2 separate regions of the Homo sapiens genome follow, and region 2 is linked to region 1. Evidence: chromatin contacts called from ENCODE Hi-C data. All regions are on one chromosome and are shown on one strand. The core of a region is the stretch at or near the end of the contact, and the rest is flanking DNA. Distances in the headings are between cores, read along the strand shown. Region 1 holds the start of MYL12B (myosin light chain 12B). Region 2 holds the start of LINC00667 (long intergenic non-protein coding RNA 667).

Region 1 (4,374 bases), core at 1,391-3,890:
GAACTTCTTATAAATGGAATTGTACAGTATATATTCATATATATGCCTGTCTTCTTTCATTCAATACAATGTTTTTGAAATTCACCTCTCTTATTGGGTTTATGGCACAATCATAGTTCACTGTAGCCTTGAACTCCTGGACTCAAGTGATCCTCCTGACTCAGCCTCGAGCAGCTGGGACTACAGGCATGAGTCACCATACACAGCTACTTTGCAAGGAGTGGGTGGCAGGGTAGAGACAGGGTCTCGCTATGTTGCCCAGGTTGGTCTTGAACCCCTGGCTTCAAATGATCCCCCCACATTGGCTTCTCAAAGCATTAGGATTACAGGTATGAGCCACCATGCCTGGCCATATTCATTCTTTTTATTGCCTTTTGCCTTTCCACCTTGGACTGCAGAACTTAGCAGTGTGCCTTGCACATGGCAGGTGCTCAAATAATCCTAGTTAAGCAAATACATATATATATGTATAAATATATGTATAGTATACACAGTTGTATATAGTGTATATACATATATAGTTCTTTCCTGTCACAAACAGAATTACACATATATGTTCATTACAAGGTAGGTCCCGGATCTGAATTCCAACATGAGGCTTTTCTCTACGGTCTACCTATGGTTCCAGTCTCTTCCCCAAGAGATCCCTAAGGAAACTTAGTAGCTACCCACTGCTCCATACCTGGAAGAAGCAGTAGCAACCAGGGACAACTGGGTGCTAAAGATGTGCCAGGCACTGATTTAAGCATTTTGTATGTGTTAACACATTTAATCCTCACGACAACTCATCATATAGGTATTGTTATCATCCTCTTCTCTCAGATACGAAAATCAGGGTAAAGAGAATAAACAACTTGCCACACAGCTAGAAAATGGCAGAGCTCAGTCAGGATCTGTACTCAGGAAATCTAGCTCCAGAGCTTGAACCACTAGCCAGTAACATCCTGCATACAGGCAGCTGAAATTCTCTACCATGAAAATGTGGATACCTGGGCATAACAAGCAATGACACCCCAAAGCTAATGTGTAGAATGAGGAAGGAAGATCACAAAGATGCTGGCAAAAAGGGTATGATAAACTCATCCCCAGATATACCTGGAGCCTTTGAATCTTGGGAGAAAGGGAAAACTAGCCCCATGTCGGGGCTCTAAATCCTGTTCTTTCCTAACCCTAGCAACTCTTGTCTGGACATCTGTCCTTCAGAAATTGCAGTTCATCTTGTTCAAGCTTAGTTTCATCAAAGCATAAACGAACATCGAGTCAGCCATCATAAAAGCTGTTTCACTCAAAAGAGCCTAAAGCACTCAAAAGTGCTCTTAGTTATAAAGTCCAGGAGGGTCCACCACCTTCGACAAATTACCTCACCTCTCTGGGTTTCACTTTCCTCAGTTATAAAACGCAAAGCCTTCACAAGGTAATCTATCAGGTCCTACTGAATTCTAAATGCTTTGATTCTTCTCTTACCAAAAGACCATTCCAAATCTACCTTAAACTAAAGCGGCCAAACGAATCCTCTAAACATCCCTTTCTTATTACTCCGTTAGTGAAGACTCCAAAATTACTCTCTATGGCTTCTTAGATAATCTTTTCTTTCTCCTAAGTTTTCAAGACATCCATAAGAAGGTCCTACTTACCTATCTACCCTTATTTCCGACTATTAGTCATTACAGTTCTGTTCCATACCCGCCGGTGTCCCCACGGCCTGCTTTTCACAGGACACAATTCCCAGCTTTTGAGTTTTGCTCGTTACCACCTCCCACACATCTAGCCGGAAACGCTAAGTTCTCCCTCTTAAGGTTGAATCCAAGGCCTTCAGTGAGGTCACGACTCTTTTCCAAGTAACCTTTCCCTATTTCTGTTAATGGTCCTTTCTTCAATCAACACGAATAAACTAAACCTTTACAAGATGCAAGACACACTGAGCGAATTACAACTCTATGTAAATCATCACATTTGAGCCCGTATCAACCACACACTCGGTTACCGGCATGCTAATGGCTTCCTTGGAGGCTTCACCTTAGGCAAGACCGTGCAACAGGAGGCTCCTCCACCCTCCAAAGCATCTAGGATAGTGTTGGGCACAGGGCAGGTGCTCCACACGAACACGCCCGGGTCGGCCCCAATCCACCGCCAGGACCCGCCGCGGCGCCGGGAGGGCAGGCGTTGGCCGCCGGGCAGCCGGGCCGTCCAAGGCCCAGGTGTCTGAGGTCACCCAGGTGGCGCAGGGCCGGCCCACGCACGGCCGGGACCCGGCCACTTCTCCAGCAGGGCGTCTCCCCATACCGGCTCCATCGCCTGCAGCCTCCCGGCCCCTGGACGTCCGGGCCAGGGCCTCGCCACCAACCCTCCTCCCGCCGCCAACCCTCCTCCCTCCACCTCCGGCCCCGCGCCCCCTTCTCAGCCAGTCTGACAGGTCCTGCCGCCGCCTGGCCGCCCTGGGGCGGGGTCCGGCCGCAGGCGCGCGACGGGAGGGGGCGCGGGGGTACGGAGACGGCGGCCCGAGGGGTCTCGCGAGCAGAGTCGAGCGCGACTCACCCGACGCCAAACACCAGAACCGGGGCCGCCCTGCGCGAGACCACAAACGACAGCGAAGAGCGTTAGGCTGTGGCCGGACAGTGGCGGCGCCGACACTTCCTGCCTGAAGGGGCGGAGCGGAAGGCGCACCGGAAGGCGCACCGGAAGGCGCACCGGAAGGCGCGGCGGGACCAAGTGGAACGGGGGTGCGCTGAGTGTTCGCGCCCGGGCCGGCGGGGTCTGCGTGTCCGCCGAGCGGCGGGGCTGCTGAGGCCGGACGCACACGGCCGGGGTCTTAATTGCCCCTCCGGCCTGCTCCGATCCGCTGCGATATCGCGGCCTGCGCTGCGGCGGTCGTCCGCAGCCCGGCCCTCGTCCCCCGCTCCTTTGGTAGCTCCGCCACCCTTCCGCATTCCTGGGCCCGCTGGGCGCGGCTGGGCAGGCCGCTGGAATTTGACCCGAGTGGGCCGCGATCGGCCGAGGATTTGGGGTCCCCTTTGACCCAGGCGGGGCGCGATCCGCCTAGGATTTGGGGTCCCCTGGCGCCGAACCCTGAGTTGCCAGATGTAGCAAGTAAAAGTACAGTTCTTCTAAATTTGAATTTCAGACAAGACAGGTTTTAGGGTTCGTCTCATGTAATGTTGAGAAGGTGAGGGCGGCGCCTGGGCGGATTCTTCTCCGTTCCAGAATCCCTTTCTCTTTTCAAACCGCATTACAGCCCGAGTTAAATTCTTTAACCTACTCCTCTCTGCTTACCCTCATAAGGTTTACGGCCGTATCAGGCTACGGCCGCAGCCTACGGCTGTTTGATTCCCCTTTTGGCCACAAGAAAGTTTTATTCGAACTACTTGCTTTCCTTTATCAAGAAAATGGCAACGCACACACATACATGCACACACAAATAAAAACACAAAGCTACGTTTTTCAGGTTTTGTTCTAGATCGTGTTTGTGGCTGTGTTCTTCAGGATATTTTCCCTCACCTTGAGGTAATCTAGCATTACTTCATCTAGCATTACTAAAATAGCATTACTTCAGGATGGTGGAGGATCGGCAATCTAATAGCAAATCTTTATTGAACTCTTCTTACTGCCTTAACATGTGCCGGATGCTGAGAGATGAATTCAAAGCCTCTTAGGGAGTTTATATTCTAGAAATCTTTGATCAGAAATTCCTAGAAGAGAGGGACCTTGTGTTCAGCACTCTGTAGCAGTTCTTAAACAGTAGCACGCATAATAACAGGGCTTTTAAAAACATTTTTGAGCCTCAAAACCGGGTATCAGGATTCAGTGAGTAAGGGGTGGAGGATAATTCGAATTTCTGGTAAGCACACATGATGCTGATGGGGTGGTCGCCATCCCAGCAGCACAGCTCTAAACGCGGTTCATAACTGTGTGTATTTTCTCAATAGTGTTAGAAAAGCAATTGCTGAAAAGTCACACCTGGTTCTACAATATTTACTCTTAGGTTTTGGTTCGATAGTCTAAATTAAAAAAAAAAAAGTTTCTAGAATTGTGCTGTCCAATACAATCGTCACTAACCACATGCAGCTAAACTTAAATTTAGTTCCTCAGTTGTATTTGATACGTTTTATTTTTAGAGATGGGGTCACCCTATGTTGCCTAACCTGGAATGCACTGGCTATTCACAGGCGTGATCATAATGCACTACAACCTGGAACTCCTGGCCTCAAGCGATCCTCTCACTTGAGCCTCCCAAGTAGTTGGGACTACAGGTGAGAGACACCGCACCAGTGCGTCTGGCAGTATTAGACACTTTTTTTTTTCTTGAGACGGAGTCTTGCTCCGTCGCCCAGGCTGGAGTGCAGTGGTTTGATCTCGGCTCACTGCAACCTCTGCCTC
Region 2 (4,566 bases), core at 1,160-3,659, 2.0 Mb before region 1:
TAAGCATTACATATTAGGAAGACCAGAGATACCAAGCATTAAAAGCCCACACATAAAAGAAACCCAATCTAGTAAATGAGGAAATTATGCAGGTCCAGAGGAAGACCTGAGTGGATGACTTGGCTCTTCCAGGTGAGCCTGATAAACAGGTATGGATCCGTTCCCTTGAGAGCATTCAGCAGAAAATAAAAGACTAAAGAAAATGATAAACTGATCAGAATCTGTAATTACCTGTTTTCAGAAGTATAAAAACCTAAAATCACTGACCAGTGACCTTCTGTCCCTCCATGTAACTCCATCTCTACAAGCAAGCCTTGTGTACCTTCTCAAAAAAAAAAGACATCTGTATGAGATATTTTGACTTTCATGTTCTGACTTATAAAATGGTGACGGCGAGCTTTCATTAGAAAATCCGTGTATTCTATCAAATGTATGCTCTTGTGAGGTTTACTGAAAAAAACTTGTTTTTTCCTTTGGTGGTGGTATCCTGTAGGTTTTTTACTATGGAGGAAAAAAAAAAACGCTGCTTTGAAACTGTCAGTAAATACGATCAAGACTCAATTTAAAACGGGACTCAAGCGTAGTTCATATGAGGCCAAGTTAATGGGGAGTTCCTTAGGAACTTTTGTAATACTAACTGGCAATAAAATAACTGCTACAACATGTCTTTATTTCGTCTTTCAAAAACAGTGTTTTCCCCTATCATCTTTAGGTAGATAAACTGTCCACGAAGGAGAGAGTGATCAGTTTATCTTAACATAAAGATTCCTAACTAGGAATTCAAAAAGATACTTCAGTGGGACGATATTGATCATCAGAATGACAAACCCATGAACGTTTTAGGAAAGGCAGTTTCAGATTTTTCTCCTTAGAGGGTTTCAAGAAACCCCTTGATTGAGAGGAGGGCACATATCCTCCTCTTACCTTCTTTGTTCCCAAAAGAGACTCAAAGAATTGTGAACCAAACTTTCATAATATAAAGTCTCTAATTACCTGAGAAAACTGCAGCCCAAAAATCTAAAGTGGCTTACCCAAAGTGAGGAAGTTAATACTATTCCTTTTAGTCCAAGAGAATAATGCCAACTGGATACAGCTCAAAGACTGCACCATTCCCATTATTTTTTGCCATTAGTTACGTTTAATTTTAAATATACCATCTTTGGCAGCAAAAATCAAGCTGGGCTTTCCTTCTCCTTTATAAATTGCATATATTTTTAACATATATTAACACTTTAAAACCGTGGGGTGGAAAGTTTAAAATGCCATAAAATAAGAATCATATATGCATTCTTTACACTGTAAAGCATTTTACCAGACATTAGAATCTGCATTCAGAATTCTTTCTCAGAACGTAAGTGTTCTTGAAGACATATATTTTGTCTTACTAATCTGTTTCTTCCAAGCACTACTGTACTAGGCATACGGTAAAGATATACATTCAAGTTTTAAAAGTAAATACTTTTTCCTGGTAGTGGCCAGGGCCTGCGTTCCTCAGACCAAAAGGCGCAAACTGGCATTGCTGTGATTTCAGAAGAGAAGTGAAATGTATAAAACGAAGTAATTCTGGGGAAGGAAAATGTCACAATTTTTCTTCAGTGTTGTCAGGCACACTAACCCGGGAAGCCGTCTCTGGGCCTGAACTATCCAAATTAGTGTCCGAGGAAGTGTGACAAATGCAGGCCCTTCCAAGTTTGACCCTGATTCTCAAAGGTGGCCAAAAGCCGTCTCTAGAAACGGCGGTGGCAGCGGCGTGATTCTGGGAGGTCCATTCAACTTTTAACAGGTCCTGGGCAGTGACCGGGTTGCTGGGCAGTGCAAAGGCATAGAGATTGGCGAGAACAGGCGGCGATCAAGCTTCCCAGCGAGGGTCAAAGTCCAGCAGCTTGGAACTAGTGAGCCGGGCTTGTAGGAGTGAAGCGGCTCGCGCGGGCCCGGCCGGCAGCCGCTCCCCAGACACCGGGGATCCGGCCCGACTGTTTCCTACCCACGACGGCGAAGACCCGCTACAGCGCGTCCACGAAGCCCCAGTACTGAGCCAGGACGGGGCTCTCCCTCTCGATGTAGGCGACTACGAACTGCTCCGCCAGCCGGTGAGGCAGCTAATTAAGAAAGCCACCTTCAGGATGTCTTTCGAGAATCTAGCCTCGAAGAAAGTCATGTAAGAGAACGCCTGCATCAAAAAGTCGGGAGGCCGGGCGGAGTCGCCGTTAAACGTCCAGGGAAAGCCACCAGGTGGGCCGGCGAACGCTCCCGGGCCAGCAGGTAGGCTTTCTCGCACAGCAGCCCCCGCACCCGGTCCGTAAGCTCGTTGTTCTCCCTGCGCCGGGCATGGTTCTAGGTCAGGAGGTCCTACATCATGACAGCCAACGCGTCCATCCTGCGCCTCCCCGCAGGCCTTGCTCCCCGCTCGGTCCCTCCCGGCCGCGGCGCTGCCGGAAGTGCGTGTCGGCGCGGGGGCGGATCCCGGTGGCGGCGAGGGGCGGACTCCGCGGACAAGGCCAGGCCTAGCCTTGAGCTCCGTCGGGCAGGGCCGCCGGGATTGGTGTCCGGCAGAGCGTGAGCCCAGCGGGCTGGAGTCGGCGAGCGGGAGTGAAAGAAGAAAAGCTAGAGAGCGAAGGCAAAGCCCGAGGAGAGAGGGCCGCGGTCGGCGGAGGAATCTGACTGCACGGTTGCGTGCGCTCACTCCCGGAGGGCTCCCTCAGGCGGGCGGCTCCGCTAGTGGCTAAAGGCAAAGCATTCCGGGGCGCGGCGCATGAAGTTGAGCTTCGTCCCTGCTAGCCGCCGCTTTCTCCCCAAAAATACATCCTAGCCTTAATGTTTATGCCTCCATTGCCCCAGTTCTTATCTGTTTTGCTCAATGTCTCATAGCTACAAGAAGGCAATTTCTGACGAAGCCCTCCGTCCCTTCCAAATGGATTATTTTGGCGGGCTTCCACCCGGACAGTATGCCACCCGAATGACTGGACAAGTGCACGGGAGCGGCTGTCATTTGCGGAGTGCGCCTTGCGATCTAGGCGCCTCACAGCGCAAATTATCCAGTAATTTCTCTGAAATCGATGCTGGTTTGTTTTCCCAAGGCAAATCAGCAGCTTATACAGACATTGGGGCCACAAAGCCGGTGGAACAACGGGAGACGGCTTCCTGAGTGTCAGGTCCTCCAAGATGAGCTTAAACTTCGGGTGGTGGGCAGGCTCGGTAGGCGGGAAAGGCCCGTGTCCAGATGAATGCAGTCCATGTTTATATTGATGAAAGACACGTATACCATTTGGTCCAGCTCAACCATTCTTAACAAGTGCTGGCTGTGAGCACTGGTGTGTGTGTGCCTGCGTGCAACCAGCAATGTAAGTGATGACCAGCTGCATGATGCCTTAATTTGAGTGGACAAAGTCGGTCAAGAACCACTTTCAGGCTTCTGGGTCTCCAAGTCTTTGTCTCCCTGTATCCAAACGAGGCATTCCAAGTTTGACAGCATGGAACATTGCATGTCCGAAATACCAACCGTGAAACTGGGTAAAAAGCTTCAGGAGGTGATATTGATGTGTATAGTTTAGGAAATAAAACCCAATACTTACTTCAAAGAACGTAATTTGTGGCTTTTTAGAGAGAAGGATACTTTGACAGTTTTCATTTGTCGTCTACATGTATATGGTACGTTTCATTCTGCCTTTTAATTAATTTGGTATTTTACTATGAAAACTACTTTGTATTAATAAAATAATGTATTTCCAATGTTATAAGTTGTGTTATAACAGTTTCAAAAGCCAAATAAACAAGATGCATTTTGATATCAATTGTTTAAAACGCGTATTTTGAGGAAGAACAAATTCATACTCAAAAAAGTTATCTTTGGGTGGAGTATTGTGGAAAATTTTTACTTTATACATTTCTAGGTTTCTGAAGTGACTGTATTCATTTTATAATTATAGAAACAAGACGTTAAATCCAGAAAACAAAACTTAAGCTTAACCAACTAGAAACTGTCAACCAACTTCTCACTAGGGACTTCCCAATTTAACCAAATATTTTTATTTGTTTTGTGTCTGCAAACATCTTACAAAAGTTTTCCCTTTTTGCCTCCACAGTGGAGCACTGAACTGCTTGTGGTCTAGTGCTGACTGATTCATGAATCACTGGATGCTCAAATAAACTCTAAATTAAAAAAGACATTAAATGAAAGAAAAAGTTAAGAAAATAGAAATGCTTTCCATTTTTTAACAAATGCTTAAACGGAAGGAAGGATGCATGCAGAGGTTAAGTAAGACTGCGTTTCAGATCTGAGGCTCGATCTGAAGAACATGTAGTATATGCCTATTCCTTTATAGCTAGACGTTATTTTCTTTGCTGAGGGAAAAGGAACATGTCATTATATTCAACTCTTCTAAAAAAGGAAAGCCATCTACCGAGTCAGTATAATTTATGGAATTTATCTGGAGCTAAAGGTAGTATCAAAATGCCATTTAAAGTTGCAAAGCCAAAATGAACTCTTACTTTGTCCTTTATAATTTACATGAAATTTATGAAGCAAATAACGAGACTAGGCAGTCATGCTCAAAACACTCAGGATGT

Evidence for each region. Hi-C counts contacts between places; a loop is a spot of excess contacts on that map. Pooled maps may share reads with other maps.
Region 2: a loop to region 1 is called in a map of CD8-positive, alpha-beta T cell, with 10 times the contacts of the local background. The contact joins the promoter of LINC00667 here to the promoter of MYL12B in region 1. A Hi-C loop is called at or near these places in 1 of 168 maps with a recorded cell type or tissue (CD8-positive, alpha-beta T cell), 2 of 37 single-sample maps with no recorded cell type and 12 of 50 pooled maps.

Annotation. Positions count from the first base shown.
Region 1 is chr18:3,260,399-3,264,772 of GRCh38, reverse strand. MYL12B (myosin light chain 12B) reads right to left here and starts at 2,640. Exons shown (of 4, transcript NM_033546.4): 1 at 2,536-2,640. It overlaps MYL12-AS1 (MYL12A and MYL12B antisense RNA 1), which reads left to right and starts at 2,414. Exons shown (of 4, transcript NR_130145.1): 1 at 2,414-2,720; 2 at 3,443-3,501. RefSeq lists a silencer at 2,095-2,984 and an enhancer at 3,195-3,244.
Region 2 is chr18:5,235,943-5,240,508 of GRCh38, reverse strand. LINC00667 (long intergenic non-protein coding RNA 667) reads right to left here and starts at 2,409. Exons shown (of 3, transcript NR_015389.1): 1 at 1,460-2,409. It overlaps LINC00526 (long intergenic non-protein coding RNA 526), which reads left to right and starts at 2,480. Exons shown (of 1, transcript NR_026849.1): 1 at 2,480-3,785. It also overlaps the pseudogene LOC100422274. RefSeq lists an enhancer at 1,894-2,073 and a silencer at 2,294-2,463.